Regions from separate parts of the Homo sapiens genome. Here all the other regions are linked to region 1. A link is a loop called in an ENCODE intact Hi-C map of the cell type or tissue named here. Cell type or tissue: prostate gland. All regions are shown on one strand. Each heading gives the region's core, and the rest is flanking DNA. Links, peaks and the distances in the headings are about the cores only.

Region 1 (5,981 bases), core at 513-5,512:
AGACAAATACCTACCTCGCCACCTTGTTGGCAGGACTCAAAGGATGACAAAGTGCCAAGCAAATGGATGTTTTCTTATGGAGAGCCAGGGAGGTAAATATGATCCAGGGGAAACAGCCCTGGGCCTCTGGAAATGATCAGTCTGTTCCAGGAATAATACCTACCTAAAGGATGCTGTTAAGGACTGAATAAGGAAGTGTGTGTGCAAAGGCACCTGGCACCCAGGAAGACCGCAAAAACTATTCATGGTGGAGGTGGTGGTGCTAGTGGCGACCATTCCTGGTGGTGCTGGTGGTGCCGGTGGTGCCAGGCACCTGCAGCAGGTATTTGGCTAAATTACGTAATTTAATGATCACAGTAACCAAAGAGGTGCATTCCTATAGCGCAGATGGAAAAAGTGGGACCAAGGTCACAGGGTTCATGAGTGAGCAGTGAGGCCAGGAAACACATGCCTGTCTGTCTGCATCCGATTCCTCTTCCTGCCACACTCAGCACCACCTGGCCGGTTGTCTTGCAGACTCTGGGGATAATTCATTCACAACACTCTTACCTGCTCACAGCAGGAAGCCTGTTCACAGCACCCCAGGCCAGATCAGCCATGGAGACATTTATACTAGACACTGTGGGCCACCTGGATGCCAACAGACACACAAGAGCGCCTTGTGTTCCCATCCACATCAACTCAGCTCATCAAAAAACCCATCCCAGGGAAAATGAGCTTGCTAATAAACCAACTAACTAAGCCTAACAAGAAATAACAGCAAATTTTGAGGCACTTTACAAGGAGAGTCACACCCAGGTACTTGTTGGACCCAAGAAGACTCAGGTAGCAAGGCAGGGAGTGGCTCATGACAACCGCCCGGAAGAGTCACGTCTATTTAGTTCTCGAAAATAATGGAAAACAAACTCGGTTTTCGCAAGTGGTATGCTGTGTACACTGAGTCCACATCAGGTGTTCTTGAATTCTCTGATAAATAAAAACCACAAGCAACTGTGGCACCACCGGGCTGGAGGGAAGCGCCGGCTCGCACCTGTCAATACGAGCAGCCTGGGGGCCTTATGGGACAGACCCTTTTTCTGAACTAGTGGTGCTGGAGTGAACACCTTCCAGGTCCCCAGGGCTCGCCCCTCACCCTGAAAAGATTAAATCATTTATTTATAAGAAAATATCTAACCCAAATACAGCAGGCACTGGGGGGCACAGGGAGCTGTGGTTACAATGCAAGCAACATCTGGACCTGCAAACTCATGATGCTGCCACAAGAAGCGTGTGCAAGGAAGGTGGGTGGCTGGGGAGGCAGTCCAGCATCATCCCCAAAGTCTTTACTACTGCTCTCCCCTCTGCTGAGTCACAATGCTCTTTGTTGGTGATGCTTGTAACATAACCCTCCTCTCCCCTCTTCAGAAACTGGCAACACCAAGGTGCCAATCTTTTTTTTTTTTTGAGATGGAATTTCACTCTTGTTGCCCAGGGTGGAGTGCAGTGGCGTGATCTCAGCTCACTGAAACCTTCGCCTCCCAGGTTCAGGTGATTCTTCTGCCTCAGTCCCCTGAGTAGCTGGGATTACAGGCACCTGCCACCACACCAGGCTAATTTTTATATTTTTAGTAGAGATGGGGGTTTCGCCATGTTGGCCAGGCTGGTCTCGAACTCCTGACCTCAGGTGATCTACTCACCTCCCAAAGTGCTGGATTACAGGCATGAGTCACCACGCCCAACCGCCAATCTCTTTAAATGGCTTCAGCTGCCAAATCTCACCAGCAAGTTTGGGTCACTGATGCATCCCCTACCCCTCTTCTCCTACAGACCCTGATCTTCTGGGTAATTTCCCCTGATTTCCTTAAAATGACACCGACAGCCAAGAATTTCACCAAAGGGGGCAAGCACGGGACACAAACTTATGGGTGCATCCAGGGCCCTTTGAGGATAATGTGCCATGTCCGTATAAAGCATCCCCCATCCCCACAGGGTGTAAGAATAACCATACAATTCAGGCTTTTATGACAGGAGATGCAGGCAGTAGAGGGAGGGGCTTTGATCTTAGGACTTTAACTTACTGGCTTCCCGTAGGTGTTCCACGGCACAGCAGGGGAGACAGATTTTGTAGAAGAGGTCAAGGTGAGGATGGCGCCTCAACAGAATCTTCAAAACCAAAAGGCAAGTTGCGGTACCCGCTGACCCTCCGCCATGCAGAGACTGCCGCGGACGCCGAAACACCCTCCTCCCCGTCAGGCTGGCTTGTCCCCGGGCATCTGAACGAGCCAACCTGACAGGATGGGTGCTCAGCGGAGGACACTCTCTGAGAAGCCTGAGATGATGGGGAAACCCACTCTCTAGGGCTGGCTTCCAGCGCAGCTGTTTGGAGAAAGAGCTACCCTGGAGAACCTTAGTCACTGCTACAGTGGTAGAGAAGACGGAGCACAGGAGTAGCTCCTCAGGGAGGAGGGACACAGACCACACCCCCAGCTCCTTGGTGACCTCCAAGGGAACCAGCTGGACGGCAGCAAATGGGCTTTTCCCCCGGCTTTTTCTCAGCTCGCTGTGAACCCGGCCCAGATGCATCCCATGCTTACTCATAGAGTAAAGCAAGCCAGGTATGAGGCAGTTACAAGCCAGCAGTTTTTTATGTGATTGATTCTATCTTCTCTGGAGATGCCCCAAGATTCTCTGGAAACAGTTAGGCCTCAGTATTTCCTAGCCAAGGAGCAAGCTTCCAGGAAATGAGCGAGTGAGCCTCCAATTGTATATGTAGACGTAAAAACAGCATGCATGCCCCTCCACCACCAAGCCTTTTTCATTTCCAAGCTTTTCTCTAATCACCAGGATCCAAACACCTCCAGCCCAGCTCCCATCCCCGCCCTCCTCCTCAGCCTTGGGCCCACCCACCTCTGTCTTCACAAAAGGTGCCCCGCTGGCCGGCACCACAGAAAACATCCAAGCCCAAGGTACTCATGGTTTGTGTGTAAAGGGTTTTTATTGGAGAGCCTGTGGCGCTGAAGTGCCACCAAGGATTTGGAAGGTCACTTTCAGCAGCCGCCATTTCTGCCAGGACCAGTGGCAAGCACCTGGCAGATGGAGCCCGGGTGTTTCTGCGTAAGGCAGAGGAATCCAGCTTTTCCATGAGATTCAGCTGCAGTTGTCGAAAACCCTGTGTGAGCCAGCAGTTCCAGTTCAAAGGTTGAGGGGGCGAACAGCTGCGAGGTGGCCAGGCTCCCGTGAGTCACCACTCAGGCCTGAGTACACCGTGGAGAGGAGAGATAAAGCAGCCACGGCTGTTCTGTTGCCAGTCCCACCCCTCTGGCAAACAGATGGGGGAAAACAGAGAAGGAAAGTCAACAAAGAAGGTGAAATGCAGGGAGCAGAGACTACACGCAGGCCCCCCGTGGCTGGCAATACCATGCGTGCTGGGCCGGCTGCGCCACCCTCACCCAGGGCTTCCCACGGGCTCTGCTCTTTCCTGCAGAGGCGAAACTGCCTTCCTGGCAGGCGGAGGCTGCCGAGCTCCCATGCCCCTTCCCACATATCCCAACTCTTCTCAGAAAACTGAAGAACCGAAGATGGAGGTGAGTCAGGAAAGGCTGGAGTTTTCATCCAAAAAAAAAAAGAGCAGGACAATAAACAGGCAAATACACAAACCCTGGAGCAAAGCCAGGAAAAAAGGGGGAGATAAAAAATAAAAAAATAAAAAACACCTTTCTAGAGAGAGCAAAATCCCAGGGTCCCGAAGGCACTGCTAATAGACTAATAGAAGCATCTTTGTTGCAGCCAATCACCTCTAGCCTGGGAACACCGCTAGTCAGGAGGCCTCAATCAACCTGAGAAGTCAGCCCAAGGCCCTGTCTCCAGAAGCCAGCAGCAGATCCCTGGGTCATGTCACAGGCAAGTCCTCACTTCACCAGCTCAGAGGTGAGCCACTCTCACCTGAACCTCTGCCTTCCGGCAGGGACCTCCTGGGTCCTGTGGGGTCTCCTGGGTCCAGGTGGGTTCCTAGTCCAGCCCCGTCTAGACTGACTTCAAATATAGTCCCCTGACAGTGTGATTTTTTCCAGCCAGCCAAATCACCGTTCATTTTTAAAATGGTTTTTAAAAATTACATTTCTAAGGCAAACAACGTAGAACTGTGACAGAGCAGAGGAACAACAAAAAAGCACAAAGAATGTTGCTAATCACAGGCTGCCTAGCACTTTCCTTTCCCTTCAGAGAAGGAGAAACTGTTTTATAGGTATCACACACGTGCACACGCACACACGTGCACACACACACACACACACACGCACAGTTTTTCCCTGATACTGGAAATTCTTTGTGAACTAGCCACGCTGATTTCTGCTGAACCTTTTTTTTTTTTAAAAAAAAAAAAAAAGGAAGAAAGAAAAGGAGCCACAGACGTGTCCAGGTCTGGAAGGGGCTGACCAGCTCTAAGCACATCCACCTTGAACTCTGACACAGGTAACGCCAAAATGAGGCCAGGACCTGACCAAGCCAAAAAAGCAGCAAAGGATCAGATGGGGTCCAATGTGTAGATCCAGTAGAGAAGAATGTCGGAAATTCTAAATACACAGTTGGACATCCTTCAGGCTTGTTTTAGATTCTTGATCCTCCTGATCTCTTTTACTATTGTCAACAATTGTCTTAAAAAAACTTCTTTAAAATCAACATGTTTCTACCCTTTGCTCCTTAGCAAGGCACAAAGCCTCTTACATGGGGAGTAGAAGTAGGGGGCACTTTAAAGGGATGCCCAAAGGGTGGCAGAAGCAACTCCATTGTGGTGACGTGGAAACGAGCTTGCCAGTGACAGTCTGAGCAGATGCCTGACACGCACGATGGAGCTGGGGTTTTATACATAACGTTCGTTTTGGTTTCAACACCTCCGACGCAAGAGGGCTTCCAGGTCCAGTCCTTCACACCCCAGGTTGCAGCTGACCAACTTTCCACAGGATGCCACCAGGCTGGGAAACAGGTTTTACCTAAAAGAAAGGGAAGGACAAGAGTAAGCCCCTTCTGGCAGAGCCTCGCACCCATTCTGACCCCTCCTGAACATCTCTATCCCTCACCCTCTCAGCCAGTGAAAAGGCCACAGTCCCCAGCCACAGGACCTTTGAGCGTGCTGTCTGGAAGGCGCAATCCACTCTTCCAGCAAACCCCCTCCCTCCCCACAGTTCCCAACTAAGGATCCCTCCCCCAGCTCCCCACACAGACTCCCTAGAACACAACCTCTTTCTCCTTATATCCCTCTCCTTGCCAGCACTTCCAGGGTGTTTACACTAGGGGTTGGAAAACTTCTTCTGTGACAGTCCAGAGAGGAAATATTGTAAACTCTGCAGATCCCACAATCACGGTGATAACTCCTCAACCCTGCTGTTGGGGTGGAACAGCAGCCACAGCAAGAAATGCTTGGCCATGGCTGTGTTCCAGTACAATGTTATTTATAGACACTGAAATTTGAATTGCATGTTACTTTCTCATGTCATAAAATAGTATTCTTCCTTTGGTTCTTTTTCAACCATTAAAATGTGAAAATCATTCTTGGCTCCTGAGCTGTACAAAAACAGACAGTGGGCTGGATTTGGCCCATGGGCCATAGTTTGCTGACTCCTGGTTTATGTATCTGAGTAGTGTTGGTCTCTTGCTTAGACTGGGAGCTTGAGACAAAAGCCACATCTAAGCTTCCTTACCTTTAAACCCCGGGCCCACACCACAGTGTCAGAAAACATAAGAAGTACAAGAAATAAGTTTAGGCCAGGCACGGTAATCCCAGCACTTTGGGAGGCCGAGGCGGATGGATCACAAGGTCAGGAGATCGCGACCATCCTGGCTAACATGGTGAAACCCCATCTCTACTAAAAATACAAAAAATTAGCCGGGAGTGGTGGTGGGTGCCTGTAGTCCCGGCTACTCAGGAGGCTGAGGCAGGACAATGGTGTGAACCCGGGAGGCAGAGCTCGCAGTGAGCAGAGATCGCACCACTGCACTCCAGCCTG
Region 2 (5,981 bases), core at 475-5,474, 90 kb before region 1:
TTGAAGAAGAATGAAATGATCACAGGCCTGGGAGCCTTCTATCTGGTTGTTACAACCTAAATGTTGGTCCTGACCCATCCAACTCCACAATGTGGCTGCTATGGATTATAAGAAAGCACTATACATTATTGTCATTTTGTTTTTCTTTTTCTAGACAACCACTCCCCCCAACCACCAAGATTCATGGGAATTCAGGCCCCAAGAGCCCATTAACCTTAGAGGCTCCACAGGGTCCAGTCTAAAGAGCCCAGATCAATGAGATCAAGCAAACAGTTTCTCAGAAGTCTATAACAAAAAGCAGACAGCTGGCAGCCAGCGTGAGACACCAAGATTTGTCTTTGTGGACGGCTGGCAGGGGCCTGGGGGAGATGTCATTTTTTAACAGGCCTCAGAATAAAATGGATTTTTTACCTGCTGAAGGAGCTACCAGTTAGCAGACATTGCTCTTCCAGGAAAACAAATACACAGCTGGGATACTCATTTTTCTTCCATTATTAAATATTGTTGGCTTGGTTTTAAAAGATTTCAAATACGGCGGCTCTTTAAAATTCCCTGCCTGCCTCCCTTTCTTCCTCCCCTTCTTGTCTCCCTGCCCTTTGATGGAGTTTCAGCGCCCACATGCATGGCAACAACCGCTATTTCATCTTAAATTTCTATAGCAGAAAATGTAGGTCACTGATCTTAGAAGTGGCCTAGTTTCCTGGCTCTAAATAGAAATCTTTCCCCAGGTTGCGGCTTTTTTCTAGGTTAATGTCTAATAAAAGTATAACCTACTTAGCCAGGCCAAACAAACTGAGTTCTGACCTCCCGTCCACCCAGCTGCTGAATGGTTTTGCAGCTTTAGGATCGTCCAAGGCCACAGCTATCCTCAAAAAGCAGCTTGAGGGCCAGAACATGCCTCTGAGGTCACAGGTGGCAGAGCCTAAGAAGGAGAATGTGGCAGCTCTCACTCCACCTGGCAAAGCAAAGGTCCCGGGGGAACTAAGATGTGTTAGTTGCTCACCCACGCTGAGCACTTCTGTACATCTTCACATTTCATTTTGTCCGGGTTAGCTCAAGGTCGTTCTCCTTCCCCCTGCCTTTCCTTCCTCCCTTCCTTCCCCCTTCTTTCCTCCCTTTCCTTCCTTCCTTCCTTGCCTTTCTTATTTCCTTCCTTCCTTTTCTTTCTTCCTCCCTCTCTTCCTCCCTCCCTTTCCTCCTGCCCTTCCTTCCTTTTTCCCTCCATCCCTCCTTCCTTCCTTCTTCCCCTTCCTTCCTTTCTTCTTTCTTTCCTTCTTTTCTTTCTTCCTTCTTTTCTTTCTTTCTTCCTTTCTTTCTTCATTCTTTCCTTCCTTCCTCCCATCCTTCCTCCCTTCCTTCCTTCCTTTCTTTCTTTCTTCCTTTCTTTCTTCATTCTTTCCTTCCTTCCTCCCTTCATTCCTTCCTTTCTCTTTCTCTCTTTCTTCTTTCTTCTATTTTTAATGCACAAGTAAACCAAGTTTATTGTAGAAAATTGGAAAACACAGATGAGCTCAAAGAATAACAAATTATCCACACTACTAGAGAAAAAACAGGTCAACATTTCTTTATGCATCTTTCCAGGTATTTGGCTATATGTATATACTGACAATGACTTATGTTGAACAAAGTTTGGATCATAATAGTCTGTGGTCTAGTTTGCTCCCTTAACCTATACTGTCACGCTTTTTTCTGGTCAATTTATGTATATGTGTGTGCATATGTAACCTTGAGAATTTTTTTTAAGAATTTTTAATTTAATTTTTTTCTTCAACTTTTATTTTAAATTCCTGGGTACATGTGTAGGATATGCAAGTTTGTTACGTAGGTAAACATGTGCTATTGTGGTTTGCTGCACAGATCAACCCATCATCTAGGTATTAAGCCCAGCATGCATTAGCTATTCTTCCTGATGCTCTAACTTCTGCCAACCCCACCCCCAACAGGCCACAGTGTGTGTTGTTCCCCCCGCCATGCACTCATGTGTTCTCATCGTTCAGCTCCACTTATAAGTGAGAACATGTGGTATTTGGTTTTCTGTTCCTGTGTTAGTTTGCTGAGGATGACAGCTTCCAGCTCCATCCTTGTCCCTGAAAAGGACATGATCTTGTTCTTTTTTATGGCTGCATAGTATTCCATGGTATATATGTGCCACATTTTCTTTATCCAGTCTATCGCTGATGGGCATTTGGTTTGATTCTATATCTTTGCTACTATGAATACCACTGCAAAGATATGCATGCATTTATCTTTGTAATAGAATGATTTATATTCCTTTGGATATGTAGCCAGTAATGGGATTGCTGGGTCAAATGGTACTTCTGCTTCTAGATCTTTGAGGAATTGCCACACTGTCTTCCACAATGGTTGGACTGATTTACATTACCTTGGGATGTTTTTCTAAAATAACAAAATTATATAAAATAAATTGTAACCTGAAAGAGATAGCTCATCATTTTTTAAAGATTGTTTCATTTAGGGTTTTATAAAACAGCCAGGCAGGCAGCTAGTGGAACTTAGCCTGGGTGAGTGCCAGGTACATGGTGTTTTTTATAGTAAACATGAGGTCAGCCTCCTCAGCAGGGAGCACTGCAGGAGAAACTGGCTCTCCTGCTGTTTCCAGTACCAGCTGGAGGTGGTGTGAGGGCATCTGGTGAACTTGTGTCCTTGCCTCTCCCCACTCTTCCACCCACCTGAAGTCCCTCTGTGACTCTGCAGCCTTGCTGGATGGACGATCACTTTTCTGCAGCCCCCTTAACATGGAAACCAAAGCCCATGCGTGGGTCACATGTTCCAAAAGTTCCAGCCCACTAGTGCCTGGTCTCTGTGTGCACACCCAGCCACTGCTGCTCCCTTCTCTGCACTTCAGACGGAGGCCCGTTTCTTATCCAGCAACTCCAGACCAAACAAGAAGACTCCATTGCTTCCCACTCCTTCACCTCTGAAGTCCTAACCCCTAGCAAGTTTTTCCTTCCTCGGGTAGGCGCCCTTAGTCACAGGGAGCCGTGACAAATTTGCTTATAAGTTACTCCTTTGTCATAACCATTCTTTATATTAGACTTTCTCTCTTTGATCTGCTGTGTAGTTTCTGTCTCCTGATTGGACCTGGACTGCCACAGTCAGGCTCCTGACTCAGCTCTCTAACATTAGAGTTGCATGTGGCAAGCCACACGGCCCAAATTGGGCCCATTTATACCAAATGGTGGTGGACCCAGACTTCATCTGCCCCAGCAAAATCTTACCTCCCACTCACAGTGCTCTGAAGGACACCCTGTAGGCCCCTCCTGGGCCAGCTCCTGGGTCACTGTGCAGCCCAGGGCCCCTCCTCCTGCACTTGCTCTCCAACTGCAGACTCAGCCTACCACAAAAACAGGTTCCTTGGCCCCTGACCTTTACATCTTGCTCAAAAGTGCTCATACTGGCTGGGCGCAGTGGCTCACACCTATAATCCCAGCACTTTAGGAGGCCAAGGCAGGCAGATCACTTGAGGTTAGGAGTTTGAGACCAGCCTGGCCAACATAGCAAAACCCCATCTCTATTAAAAATACGAAAAATGAGGCTGCGGCAGGAGAATCACTTGAACCTGGGAGGTGGAGGTTGCAGTGAGCCGAGATCACGCCACTGCACTCCAGCCTGGGCAACAGAGCAAGACCCCTTAAAAAAAAAAAAGGACTCACACCATCATCTCACCTCCTTCCATGACTTCTTGAACTTTAGTGGCTCAGCCCTAGTCATCACTCCCGAAACAGCCTCCTGGATATCTCTGAATTTGACCCAAACTACAGCTGTGCAAGGAAAAGCAGGAGCTCTTCTCCTCCATTTAACATATGAGGAAACTGAGGTTCCAAGTTTCAATGCTGATTCACATGGAGAACAAATGGCATTTCCCAGAAGTGAATCTTCTGATGTCTAGCCCAGGGTACTGCTAACACATCACTGAATTTCTCTCTCTTATTGGGTGAGAAAAGCTTGTTTCTACACAGCTATAGGTGATCTAAAGTCACCTGGAGGGTTTGAACCTCAGTCTAAACAGGGCCTCCACATTTGGCTGCACAGGTTAAGCCCTGTTCAGCTGAGAGCTTCTGTAGGAGCTGAAATTCAGCCTGTGCCCTTCATGGTAAGCCACACACTGAACATAGGGCTGAATCAGCCCAGGGAAATGCATCATCTTGGCACTTGACCACCCATAAGAGGCATTTTTATGAAGTTTCCACAACCACATGGAACTATACTAGCAGCTGAGGTAGCCCAGGTTCAACGCCATTTGAGGGTATCCCTAGCTTTGGCTTTGGGCAGTGTAGACTCAACATTCTATGGGACTCCTGGGCAAGGTACCTGATGGGTGGGTGGCAAAACAGAGGGAAAAGAAGAGAAGTCCTTGCTATCAACCTAAGTCATTTGTTCCTACAAACATCCCTGATTCATGCTACATTCTGTCTGTCTCTCAGACATCTGTCCTTCCAAGTGCTCATGGATACACCCCTCTTGCTGGTATCTAATGCTGTTGGCCCTGCAACTTTCTGTACTCCTTTCAAGCCAAGTTTGGGAGCACTGGAATCCCTCTGGTCCTCCCTGTGCCAGTGGAGCATGGACATCTCCCTAAAGCTGCATATCTTCATGGGCTCTGTGCAACCATTCCCCCTCCAACCTCTCTGGCTGTTATAGTTTGGACTTGTGTCCTCACCCAAATCTCATGTTGAATTTTAATCCCCAATGTTGGAGGTGGGACGTGATGGGAGGTGATTAGATCACAGGGATGGTTTCTTATGAATGGGTGATATGGTTTGGCTGTGTCCCCAACCAAATCTCATCTTGAATTTCCATGTGTTGTGGGAGGGACCAGTGGGAGGTAATTGAATCATGGGGGTGGATCTTTCCCATGCTGTTCTCATGACAGTGAATAAGTCTCACGAGATCTGATGGTTTTAAAAAGAGGAGTTCCCCTACACAAACTCTCTCTCTCTCTTTGCATGCTGCCATCCATGTAAGAAGTGACTTGCTCCTCCTTGCCTTCTGTCATGATTGTTAGACCTCCCCAGCCACATGGAACTGTAAGTCCATTAAACCTCTCTTTCTTTTGTAAATTGCCCAGTATGTCTTTATCAGCAGAGTGAAAATGAACTAATACATTAAGTTAGTACCAGTAAAGAGTGGCATTGAAGAAAAGATACCCGAAAATGTGTAAGTGACTTTGGAACTGAGTAACAGGCAGAAGTTTGGAACACTTTGGAAGGCTCAGAAGAAGAAAGGAAAACGTGGGAAAATTTGGAGCTTCCTAGAGACTTGTTGGATGGCTTTGACAAAAATGCTGATAGTGATATGGACAATAAGGTCCAGGCTGTGGTGGTCTCAGATGGAAATAAGGAACTTGTTGGGAGCTAAAGCAAAGGTGACTTCTGTTATGTTTTAGCGAAGAGACTGGTGGCATTTTGCCCCTGCCCTAGAGATTTGTGAAACTTTGAACTTGAGAAAAATGATTTAGGGTGTCTGGCCAAAGAAATTTCTAAGCAGGTGCTTCCATGCTTCTTGTACAGCCCATGGAACAATGAGCCAATTAAACCTCTTTTCTTTATACATCACCCAGTCTCAGGTTATTTCTTTATAGCAATGCGAGAACTGGCTAACATACTGCTTCCTCAGCAGGAAGAAGGGCACAGGAGCAGGATCCCTAGACAATCTGGATTTCCCTTCATCTCTCCTTCCTTCCCTGAGCCCAACCACATATTCTCTAGACTAGGTAGGATAAGCCTTACTCTTTCTTATCTTCCTCCAAAACGCTTTGTTCACTAGCAGGCTTTCACTATGGGCTTCAGCTTTGGGAGGCTAAAATCCAGGGAGTTCCTCTTTATCTGGCTTTAAACCCTGTCCACACCCCTGGGGCAAAAGACCCAGAAAGGTCTGGCCACCTCAGTGGTGGAAAGAGTTAAGAAGAGATACAAGGAGGGTAAAAAACATAAAGCTTGGGAGTTCAGAAATATTATCAC
Region 3 (5,981 bases), core at 301-5,300, 66 kb after region 1:
CATGCTGGTAGGCTGGTCTTCCCGCCTCCCCCCTCAACATGTGTACTGAAATGCTAATAAATGAATCATCAACAGTAATTACAAATATTCTGGGGATGTGATTTCACAGCTCCCATTTTCAGGAAATTGCATATTTTTGCTCTGTTTGGGTGAAAGCATGTTTATAGTAACAACTTAGTAATAAAAGCCATCTTTGAAAACTATTCTGGTTTTTTTATGTGACTGCAGGGATTTTTCTCACGGCTGACAGCTAAGATTTTAAATAACATTTGTAAAACTTGGACAGATTTTCTGTTCTGCTTGGAAGTGGGTGATTTCACAATCCCCCTTAGTGACATCATGCTTAACAGAACTGCAATGAAAGCGATCCAGCCCCCTGTGCTCATTCCTCACTGTGGCTGAAAGATGGTTACAGCTGTGGAAATGGAGCTTGATTTCCCTATACCAGCAGCTTTGATTCTCTGCTTTCAGCACTTTTTCCCCTGTGATTATAAGCGGGAGGATAGTTTTGAATATGAACTACTAGAGTGCATGTAAAGTTGAATTGTGGAATTATAGTTTTAGAAATTACTTTCAGCCGGGCACGGTGGCTCAAGCCTGTAATCCCAGCACTTTGGGAGGCCGAGGCGGGCGAATCATGAGGTCAGGAGTTTGAGACCAGCCTGGCCGCCAGAATGGTAAAACCCCGTCTCTACTAAAAATACAAAAAATTAGCCGGGCATGGTGGCACGCGCCTGTAGTCCCAGCTACTTAGGAGGCTAAGGCAGGAGAATTGTTTGAACCCGGCAGGCGGAGGTTGCAGTAAGCCGAGATCGTGCCACTGCACTCCAGCCTGGGTGACAGAGCAAGACTCTGTCTCAAAAAAAAAAAAAAAAAAAAAAAAGGAAAGAAATTACTTTCAATGTCTACTAGCAATGCCCTACCACCACCACTATCTCCACAAAATATGTAACAGATGAAGTACAGGAAGAATTGTCAGGTATTTCAAAGCATGCATTAAGCACCTACTCTATCCCTACCTTAGTGAAAGGAGATTTGGCCTCATTGTGACATGTAATCTTCCCAGTCGTCTTTTGAGATGGCTAATGGCAATTAACACCAAAGTCCCAATAATAGCTATTGAGAAAGTATATTACAGGGGTTAAGGACTTGGTCTTGAGTCATAAACCCTGTCTTTTTTTAAAATTTTTATTTCCACAGGTTATTGGGGAACAGATGGTGTTTGGTTACATGAACAAGTTCTTTAGTGGTAATTTGTGAGATTTTGGTGCACCCATCACCTGAGCAGTGTACACTGAACCCAATTTGTAGTCTTTTATCCCTCACCCCCTTCGCACTCTTTCCCTGAGTCCCCAAAGTCCATTGTGTCATTCTTATGCCTTTGCATCCTCAGAGCTTAGCTCCCACTCATGAGTGAGAACATACGATGTTTGGTTTTCCATTCCCGAGTTACTTCACTTAAAGTAAGAGTCTCCAATCTCATCCAGGAGAAACCCTGTCTTTAAACTCAGTTCTGCCACCTTAGTTGTGTGACTCTACTTTCTTAACCTCTCTGTGTTTGGGTCTCCTTGTCTGTAAAATAGGAGTAATAATAGGCAGTTGTAGGGATTAAACCAGATAACGCAGGCAGCACACTCTATCAGTTACAAATTATTGTCAGCTGCAAAAACACATAAGGTTTTATTTTTCTCAAGTAAAAAAAAATTCCAGAATTGTGCAAGCTGCTGCTGATGGTTCAGCAGCTCCAGGAGTTCACATCACAGACTCCAGGCCTTTTCCTCATGGCCCCAAGAATGGCCACACTGTTGTCCAGCTGTCAGGTCCAAATTCCTGGCAGGAAGTAGGACAAAAGGGCGAGCTTCACAACTCAGTCAGCCCAGCCCTTGAGGGGCCTTCCTAGAAGACCCTCTATCACCTCACTTCCCTCTCTCTCCCCCAAACTCCCACATGGCTTCCGGCTTGTCACTCCACTGACATGGCTCTAAGCTTAGTCATGATTCCACATTGCTAAATTTCACAGACATGTTCCTCCTCTTCCTTGACCTCCCTTTCTCAGCAGAGCAAGAGCCCCTTCTTGAAATACGCCCTTCTTGTGGCCTCCATGACACTGCACTCTTCTGCCTCTCTTCCTGGCTCTTTGCCCCCACATCCATCTCCTTTGCATATTCATTCTCCTCAGCGCCAAGACCGGCTTCTTTGCTCCCACGGCTTCCCTTCTTAGACCATCTCAGCACCTCCACCTTCATTTCCACCTACATGCTGATGATACCAACTTCCCCTCCAGGCCACACCTCTCCTCTGAACTCCAGACCTGGGTATCCCTCCCTTACCCACTCAAGTCTTCATGGCCTTGTTTCCAAGGCTTCTCACACTCAATATATCCAAGAGTGTTTGTGATCCCCCTGCCCGTAAACATACAAACAACAACTCCATCAGACTTCAAAAGCCTGGCCCCGTCCGCTTGTTCCCCCACCAAGGGAATGGCACCATCTGCTGTCCAGTTGAGCAAGCTGAAACCTGGGAATCGTCCCTGACTGCTTCCCCTCGCTCTCCTCCCATGTCCTACAGGTCTAGGTGACTTTTATTCCTAAAGATCCCCCGAGTCTGTCCACTTGTCTTTGTCCTGCTCCAAGCCACCCTAATCTCTCACTGGCTTATGGAAATGGCCTCCTCACCAGCAAGCTTGGGTCTACTCTTGCTCTGGTCTTTTCTCTGCATGGGAGTCCTGGAGGTCTTTTCAATACACGAATTGATCAGGTCACCATCACCAACACATGTCACCCTCTCTGCCCTCACTTAAAAACTTTCTGTAGCGTCTCATTTCTCCTATAATACAGGCCAAAATCTTTAATACGACCAACAAAGCGCTGAGTGATGGGCCCTGCCTGATTATGAAGCCTCATCTTGCCCTGCAGGCTCCACACTCTGCCCTAACTGTAATGGCCATCTTTCAAGCCTTCAAGCCTTTGCCCTTGCCACCTCTGTCCATGGTGTGGCAATGGGAACAGGTCCCCTGAAGAGAACAGAGAGGAGAGCATTGGTATAGAGAAGACCCAGTTGCTGAGAGGCTGTGGTGCAGGAAAGGTCATCCATGTGGATAAGGAGGTGGTCCAGGATGCTGGGAAGAAGTGGAGAGGATCCCGGCTGTAATCCCAGCGCTTTGGGAGGCTGAGGTGGGCCTCCCAAAGTGGAGATCACTTGAGGCCAGGAGTTCGAGACCAGCCTGACCAACATGGTGAAACCCCATCTCTAGTAAAAATACAAAAATTAACATGGCATGGTGGCGCGTGCCTGTAATCCTGGCTACTCGGGAGGCTGAGGCAGGAGAATCACTTGAACCCAGGAGGCAGAGGTTGCAGTGAGCCAAGATCACACCACTGCACTCCAGTCTGGGTGATAGAGTGAGACTCTGTCTCAAAATAAATAAATAAAGAAACAAAAGTAGACACGCAGGGGAAAAGACTCACGGTCATCTGACAAAGACTTTGGTGGATGTGCAGAAGAAACCCCAAAGTGTAGATGACAAACACAACCTTAGAGGAGTGAGATATTCCAATGGCAGGAGCCCTAAGACACTGGGAGTTTTTGGCTCATGAAGAACGATGTGGAAGCAGCCACGAAAAGCTAAGAGAATGTTAATCCATGCCCTGGCCTGCCCTTCCTCCAGGACCCATGAAACCAGGACCACCACAGAATAAACGGCCTCCACTCGAGAGAGACACAAGGGAAATGGAGACTTAAGCTCTCCCACTCTACCTCTGGCCCCATTTCCCTTCTCCAAGCCCTCCCTCTGTCCCCTTTCCACAGTCTCTTTCTTTCCCCCAGCTGCTTAGTGGCCTCCCCTGTAAAATAAGGATGGTAACATTGATCTTTAAAAAAGCCTCATATAGACTCTGGAATATGTATCCTAGAAGGATTCTCATACAGGTTCATAAGGGGACATGCGCGCTCATGGTAGTGTAGTCTGTGCTAGCAGGGAGGTGGAGCACTGGAGGAACAGACTTGAGTCATGTAGAGAATGCACACTATGGAATATGATGTAGCCTTCAAAAAAGCAGATTGGATGTACACAGGGCAACACGGATAAGGTATAAAAACAGTTCTCCTAGCACCCAGGCTGCGGCCTCGGAGTACAACTTCCCACTCATCAAAAACCAGGCCTCCTTGGAGAAATGACTGACTCTAGGTCTGAGGCAAGAAATGTGTAAGATGAGCCAGGAACATCTTATACCAGCCTGTAAGAAAGCTGTCAAAGACTAAAAAGGTGGTGTTAATAACAACTTTAGAAAAAACAACATGCAATGGCTCTCATCTGCCAAAGATAGGACAATTTAAGCATTGATTGAATAATAACTGCAAATAATATCATCAAAAGTGTTTGAATTCATGGGTTTTATATTAATCTTAAGCCTTATTTCTATATCTTTGAAGGAACTCATTATTTTGAAAATTGATAAATAAAAGTATCAAGCACTTATCTTGCCTTTTCTATACAAACTACATCTCAGTGTTACTGAAGAATTAGTGAGGGAAAGTTTCCCTTTATAGAATATGCCAGCTAATAAATAAACAAGGAGTGATAGAATTAGATTATCAACATTTTGTAACCCCTAAGGAACTCATGGATCTAGGCACTGACCATCAACGTTGCTGACGTAACAAACAAAAAAAAAAAGAAAAAAAAAACCTCAATATTAGACACCTCTTAATGGAAGTCTAAAAGTTTACATACTAAGTATTTCCTGTCCCCCAAAAATTAGACCTGCATCCGACCAAGCATCTATATAATTACCAATTTGCAGGACATAGAGAGGACAGAGAAACATGTTAAACAGCAGCACAGAGATACAGTCAGAAAAATTCAGACTATAGAAAACTCCCTGAATATATTACCTGATCTTCAACAAATAAATTGCAAGATAAAAAAAGATCACAAACACAATGTATAAATCTTATTTGAATCTTGATTCAAGTAACTAAATAATGATGAGACAATTGGGAAACGCTGATCAGCTGAATAGGTGATGATATTAAATGATCATTGCTAATATTAATATTTATGTATGATAATATGATACAGTGATTACATATTTTTAAAGTACTTATATTTTAGAGGTACATACCAAAATACTTACTGATGAAATAGTGATTCTGCCACTTACTTCAGAGCAATGCGTGAGTAGGAAAAAAATGGGTATAGACAAAATATAATTGGCCACAAGTTTGTACTTGACTTTGAGTGATAAGTACATTAAAGTTAAGATACCATTTGATTTTTGAAAATGTTTGAAATTTTTGCATGATAAAAAGTTTTTTAAACAGTAGTGAGTGAAAAAAGAATGAAAACAGGATGAAAGCTACCATACCATTCATGTAAATTTAAAATACAAACACATAAAACAACACAAATAGAAGAACATACATCAAACATATCAGAACGGTTGCTGTTAGTAAGACTGGGGAATGGACATGGAGAATAAGCTAAAAGGGTAAAAAAATAAGTGAAGCAAGAGAGGGACATTGCACTGATCAACAATGAAGTATCACTAATCAACCAACCCTCACAATCTGAGGCCAAAAAAATTTGTCACACAGTTGTGAGGATTAAATGAAATATGTGGGTACTGTTCCTGGCATAGTGCACGGTACATCATAAGACCTTAATAAATGTTTATTTCCCTCCATTCCCTCCACTTTCCACCATCTCCCTACCCTGCAAAGGAATAATGTTATCTCCTAAGTTAATTTACTTTAAGGTACTAAGCCCTGATAACAACTTTACCCTCTGTTTCATTGGCTGAGGCTTACAAGAGAGGGCAATGCTTAAAAAAATGAATCTCTAATAAGTGAAATTCTTGCATTCCAAGCCCTAAGAAGGCCAACCGTGTCCATTGCAAAGGTGATTTTAGGAAGTTTCAGAACTGACCACCTGCCTACAACTCTTCAGGGTGACAGTTTGGACTCATTTCTATCTTCCTTCT
Region 4 (5,981 bases), core at 657-5,656, 49 kb after region 1:
CACAGCAACCCTCTGTACCCCATCATAGCCTCCCCGGTTGACATGCAAGGAAATGAAGACCTGCGGGGTCCTACAGTGTCTGGGGCCAGACCAGCACCAGGGCACAGACCCCGAGCTCAGTCTTTCCAACTCCTAAGCGAGACTGGGGTTGTCTCCAAAGACAGTGAGGCATTGCTCCATTAGAAATACCCCGTCTCGCTCCACGGTGCTGGGAATATCAGAGAGTACGTTTGGAAAAGTAGAGCTGAGTAGTGGGAGAACCCTCTGCAACCCCAGTGAAACCTCCTGCGTGCAGGCCGCAAGCACTCGTGTAAAACGCAGGCCCCAAATACTAGTAAATGTCATGATCAAATCCACTTCTCAGACAGACTCCTTTACACACAGTTGTTATCATCCACATAATAAAAGGAATTGGATTTCCCTCGTTTGTCTTAAGTCTTTGCACAATTTCCTCCCACCTTTCCTGGGCCTGCTGGGAGGCTCCGCACAACCCCACTGGGTGGAAGGCAGAGTAGGCAGGGGAACCCTGGGCCTGGCAGTTTTGTTACAATACTGTGTCACAACACAGACAGGTGGGGTGGCCAGAGTCAGGCAGAGCGACACAGGGTGTGTCAGGTGGCTCTCTTGTCCCTGCCTGTGCACACACATGATGGAACCCTGGTACAGTAACACAGCATTCAGTTGAGACCGAGGAAAAATAAACGAGGGACAATTCATCCTAACCTAACTCAGGACAGCGGCCAACCCTCTGGTTTTGCCTGGGTCTGAGAGATTTCCAAGGATGCAGGACTGTGTTTTTAAAAGCAGGTTAGTCCCAGACAAACCAGGAAGAGCCGGTCAGCTCAGCTGACCTCTCTACCCTCAGGTAATGCAGCCCCTTGCCTTTATATTCTCCAGTCCTTCCTCAGCCCACTCGCTCACCCCGCCCCTCTGTGTCTCTGAGCAGCCAGGCAAGCTTGAATACTAGCTAATATTTATTGAGCATTTACTTAGCGTCAGGCGCTTTACATCAGGCCTAAGGAGAAAATACGGTTATCACCTCCTGTCACAGATGAAGAAACTGAGGCTGGCAGAATTAGTGTATACAAATAATTCCATAAAACCAGCTTCTGCGCACACTTGAGCTTATAAAAGGTCTCCATACTTTGCCTTCCCAAGTTTGCCAGAGAGAGGGAGACAGAAAAAGAGAGAGAGAGAAAATGAGTGATGAGTGAGAGAGAGAATGAGAATTAAAGGTCTCTCCCTCCATCCTGGAGGGGGACAGGCTGCATCTCAGACATCAGGCCCTCTCAAGGGATCAGAGGATCAAGCCCATCCTCCGCTTGCTCTCTGCACCTCGCCTGTGGAGCTGACACAGCACCAGCTGCAGCTCATTTTACTCCCCGCCAGAAACGAGGGTGTTATCATGTGATATTTTTGCCTCTTTTTATAAATAATTCATCCTTTTTTGCACAAAAGTAAGATAGCCTGAAGCTAGAACATTTAAAAGGAACGTCAGCCCCTTATACATAAACAATAAAGTGCTAGTTTGCCAGAAAGTTTGCGAAAGTCCCGAAGCTAAAATACACCTCGTTCTAGGTCTATTTTTAGCCTGGAAAAGGCTTTCCGATGTCTTTCTCAGTTCACACGTGATAAGGGCTGTGTTATGCTTTCTCTGAAATGGGGCTTTCCCAAATCAGTTACATTTGCACAGGGAAATCTAAAAGATAACTTGCCAAATAAGCATACTTATGAAATCCAAATCCCAAGTACACAAATGCTTTTTTTAACTCCACAAAAATAAATTATAAACAAATTGATAATGGAGTCTACGGTCAACCACGGCTATGAGAAATGGGGCCACAGATTGTTAACGTTTACAGGAGTCTTTTTCCCAAGACTGAGAGGGAGTTTTCCTTTGCAGAAGGATAGCAATTCTGGAGCTGGAAATTACAATCGTAAGAACAATTATGGGAAAAACAATTATGTTTGATGATAAGATTTGGGCCTCCATGTTATTGTGGGCTCCCTTATCCCCTTGATGTCATGCATTAGTTTGGTTTTTTGTTTGTTTGTTTGTATTTGGGACGGAGTCTTGCTCTGTCACCCAGGCTGGAGTGCAGTGGTGTGATCTCGGCTCACTGCAGCCTCCGCCTCCCGGGTTCAAGCGATTCTCCTGCCTCAGCCTCCCAAGTAGCTGGGACTACAGGCACCCGCAACCACGCCCGACTAATTGTTGTATTTTTAGTAAAGACGGGGTTTCACCATGTTGGCCAGGCTAGTCTCAAACTCCTGACCTCAGGTGATCCACTCGCCTCAGCCTCCTGAAGTGCTAGGATTACAGGCATGAGCCACCATGCCCAGCCTCATGCATTAGTGTTTTATGAGAAAGACATTTTATTTCTTTACCTAAAAGGATTTTTTTTAATACTAACATTGCTGTTGTCAAAATATCTTCAGAAGGACACATGACAGACTCATAATGTTGGTTGCCTATGGCAGAGGGTGACCAACCATCCCAGTCTGCTGGGGTTTCAGGAGTCTCCTGGGATGAGGACATTTCAGAGCTAAAACAGAAAGTCCTAGACAAAGCAGGACCAGTTGGTCACCCTACCTAGGCAGGGGAACTCTGGATGGCTGGAACAGGGGCAGGAAAGGGAATAGTAACTGTATCCCTTCATGCATTTGGAATGTTGAACTATGTAAACTTATTGCTGGTTAAAAAAAAATAGGTTAAAAATGTTCTGTCAGTATCATATGAGAGGACTCTTTTTAAATCAGTAGATCACTAAGCGTAGCAAAGAAAAGGTTACTGGACCTATGCAAAATTTATATCAATACATTTAAGGTCTGCTTTATTATTTCATTTGTTTCTGAAATATGTCCTCCAAAAGACTTCACAATTATTCACCAAAAAAACTCAAAAATTTGCAGTTCTTTAATCCTCATTCTCACAACACCAGGCCACTGAGGCTCACACTGTTGTTCCATTTTGAAGATTAGGAAATGGAGACCTAATGAGGTTATCTGACTTGCCCCAGGGTTGGAAATGAGCGTGCCATGCAGCCCGTGTCCCCAGGGCCGCCCTCTCCCGTGCTGGCCTACTTTACAGCTGGCTAGTATCGTCAAACCATGGAAACAGCGAGCTGTTGCCAAAGAGAAATATTTCTATGAAAGTTTCTGAAGTGTCCCCTAGGAGAGCCTGCAGACGTCAGTGACGACATAATATTGCTGACAGAGCCCTCCCCACCAATCGTGCTGCTCAGAGAGTGCCACCCATGGAGCAACTTTTTAGGAGATTCCCACAGGATGGAAAGTCCTGAGGTGCATACGTGGAGGGACCCCACCTTTGAGCTCAGGTGGACCATCTGTCCACAGTTCCTTTCACAGTGCAGTACTTTTCCCATACACATCAAAGTTGCTTTGGATCGAGAGGCGAAGACCAGCAGGGCAGAGCTAAGCAGGCCACAGACATCTTTCCCCAGAAAAGCTGAGGGTGAGAGGCAGGGCGGTTCACCCTCCGGATGGCTGTTTGTAAAGTAAATATTGATTTTGAGCCATCCCCCAACCTGCTCAGGAAAACACACCAGCTGTTGCTTCTGCCTGCAGCTCCAAGTGGCAGTCACTCCCATGTCCAGAAACATCCTCTCCATACCTGTCCCCACTGCAATTCCCACAGCTGGCATCGTCAGCCTCTCCGTGACAGTGGAGTTAGACCTCACGTTTGCAGGAATTTGTGTTTTAATTCCCAGGCAGAGCTCGGGCCTCTGAGGGTTAGGGACACAGAAAAGGTCAGTTTGGGGATGGCCCCGGGTGGATGGCTGTTTCTCCTGTTCCCCACAGTGTGGAGCCCAAACCTTCACCCCTGTGTTGATGCATCCTAGACCCACTTTGGACATTTCCACCTCACAAGTAACGTTGGCAGCCACTTCCCGAGAGGCGCTGCTCTGCGTTCCTGACCATTTTTTTCTCACTCCTCTCCAGCCTCAGGGATACACCCTCCTGTTTGAGACCAGCCCCCACACGTTGGCCCTGAGTTCAACCCTCCTCCACCTCCTCTGAGGCTCTGCTTCACGCATTACCTCTGCTTCCTCCTGTATCTTCACCCTCCAGTAGATATTTCCCATTCTGGTTTCTCACTGAGAAAGAAAAGAAAAGAGAAACCAAGAGGGAGAGAGGGAGAGAGAAAGAGAGAGAGAGGGGAAGAGGAGAGGGGAAGGAAGGAAGGAAGGAAGGAAGGGAGGGAGGGAGGGAGGGAGGGAGGGGGAACGGGAGGGGGAATGGGAGGGAGGGAGGGGGAGCGGGAGGGGAGAGCCTACAACTTTGTGTGTCTCCCTTTTGCCCTCCCTGAACCTCTAAGTGGCATTTGATGATGCCAGGGCTTCCTGCCTTGGAGGTCTCCAGTTTTCTATCTTCCCTCTGACCTCTCTGTCCCCTCTCTCGGGAGCTGGCTCCTCTCCCTTTTAACTCAGTCCCCAGGGCTTCCTGCTGAGTTCTTTTCTCACTCTGGCCCCTCTCCCTGGGTTCTCAGGTACCCAGCATGTCCCACACAAGATTCTTCATCGTTCCCCAAAACCTGCCCTACCTCCAGAGCTCCTACGCTCTGCTGGCCACCACACTGCACTTGGCGGAGGCAGGAACCTAGGGGTCCCCCTACAATCCCCCCATTACTAAGTCCTTCCTCTTCTCTCCAGAAACAGTCCAAATCCAACCACGAGTAAGTTAGTGTAACTTGTTTGTTTATACGTCTCTCAAAACACACACACACACACACACACACGTAATGTCCATCAAATCAGGAGTTGTGTCTGTTTTGTTCATTGGCTATTTCTTCATCAACCAGAAATGTATCTGGCACACAGTAAGTGCTCAATAAATGTTGCTGGACTGAATGGATAAGTACCTACTGCCGTAGTTTATAGCAAGCAACAGGAGTTGAGTGCACGTATTTAAAGTCAGAAGGCAAGAGCTGGAATCTTGGCTTTGCCATTTACTCTCAGTGTAACTTGCACTAAATTAAACCTTAAGTCTCAATTTCCTCACCTGTAATATGGGCATAAAGATAGCAGCTCACTTATCATTAGGATTAAATGAGATAGCACATGTAGAGAACTTAGCATAATAACTGGTACGTATTAAGTCATCAATAAACATTACATATTATGTTTCTTATTGTTGTTCTTTCCTGTCCTCATGTGTCACCTGTATTATAACATCCTTCCAACCGTTCTCCAAGACTCCAGGCTCCTCTCTTCAGGAGAATTCCCACCCTAACATCGTAATCAGAGTGATCTGTCCAAATGCAAAATCAAGCATAATACTCCCTTGCTGAAAACCCTTATGGGGTTTAAACTCTGCCAGTAGAGTCCTAATTCCTTAGTATGGGCCCAGCTTCCCCACCCCCACCTCCCAGCACCCCAAACTCTAAATTCACTAAACTCCTAGCTTCATCTACCCTTACCTCCCAGCACCCCAAACTCTAAATTCACTAAACTCCTAGCTTCATCTACCCTTACCTCCCAGCACCCCAAACTCTAAATTCACTAAACTCCTAGCTTCATCTAACCCTTACCTCCCAGCACCCCAAACTCTTAACTTTACTAAACTCCTTCCATCCGAGCCTTTGCCTAAACTGCTCCCTGGTTCTTCCACCAGGAATGCTCTTCCTTAACCCTCTCCTCTCCATTTTTTGCTTAAAGAACTCCTCCTAATCATTCTACAAACAAGACATAAGCTCCTTTGTGAAGATTTTGCTAATCTCTTCTGCACAATCCCCCACCACCCCATACAAATTCACCCCTGCCCACACACATTCCTCTAGGACAGTTAAGGTGGACCAGCTGTCCCAGTCCAGGCAGGAATGAAGAAGTTGCCCAGAATGTGAGACTTTCAGTGCTAAAACTAGGAGAGTCCGGGGCAAACAAGGGCAACTCTAATAGCACAGATCACATTGTTTTGGAGTTAGCTGTCTTTCTGATAAGATTGGAGGCAGCAGAAAGCTT

Evidence for each region. A loop is a pair of places that touch in the nucleus more often than their neighbours do. Peaks named below come from ENCODE experiments on the same cell type or tissue, not always from the same donor. Only the 100,000 strongest peaks of a DNase experiment are listed, where the experiment ranks them.
Region 2: a loop joins it to region 1, with 3 times the contacts of the local background. A loop is called at or near these places in 21 of 110 quality-filtered maps.
Region 3: it touches region 1 in a loop (2.9-fold over the local background); 18 of 110 quality-filtered maps call a loop at or near these places.
Region 4: it touches region 1 in a loop (3-fold over the local background); 28 of 110 quality-filtered maps call a loop at or near these places.

The regions. Positions count from the first base shown.
Region 1 is chr15:92,614,493-92,620,473 of GRCh38, forward strand. It overlaps FAM174B (family with sequence similarity 174 member B), which reads right to left. Exons shown (of 3, transcript NM_207446.3): 3 at 2,956-4,967. The coding sequence ends at 4,964. Among named protein-coding and RNA genes, the nearest start is that of FAM174B, 38 kb to the right of the region's middle. In prostate gland, for the core only: a CTCF peak has its summit at 3,214; DNase peaks (open chromatin) are centred at 2,659, 3,289 and 5,379; H3K27ac peaks cover 5,000 bases.
Region 2 is chr15:92,524,777-92,530,757 of GRCh38, forward strand. No RefSeq gene overlaps it. Among named protein-coding and RNA genes, the nearest start is that of LINC00930, 44 kb to the right of the region's middle. In prostate gland, for the core only: no CTCF peak of the experiment used is centred there; a DNase peak (open chromatin) is centred at 2,565; H3K27ac peaks cover 1,264 bases.
Region 3 is chr15:92,681,166-92,687,146 of GRCh38, forward strand. No RefSeq gene overlaps it. Among named protein-coding and RNA genes, the nearest start is that of FAM174B, 28 kb to the left of the region's middle. RefSeq lists a silencer at 2,274-2,568 and an enhancer at 4,872-5,041. In prostate gland, for the core only: a CTCF peak has its summit at 2,497 (motif pointing left); a DNase peak (open chromatin) is centred at 2,486.
Region 4 is chr15:92,663,837-92,669,817 of GRCh38, forward strand. No RefSeq gene overlaps it. Among named protein-coding and RNA genes, the nearest start is that of FAM174B, 11 kb to the left of the region's middle. RefSeq lists enhancers at 14-63, 551-1,050. In prostate gland, for the core only: no CTCF peak of the experiment used is centred there; no DNase peak of the experiment used is centred there; H3K27ac peaks cover 465 bases.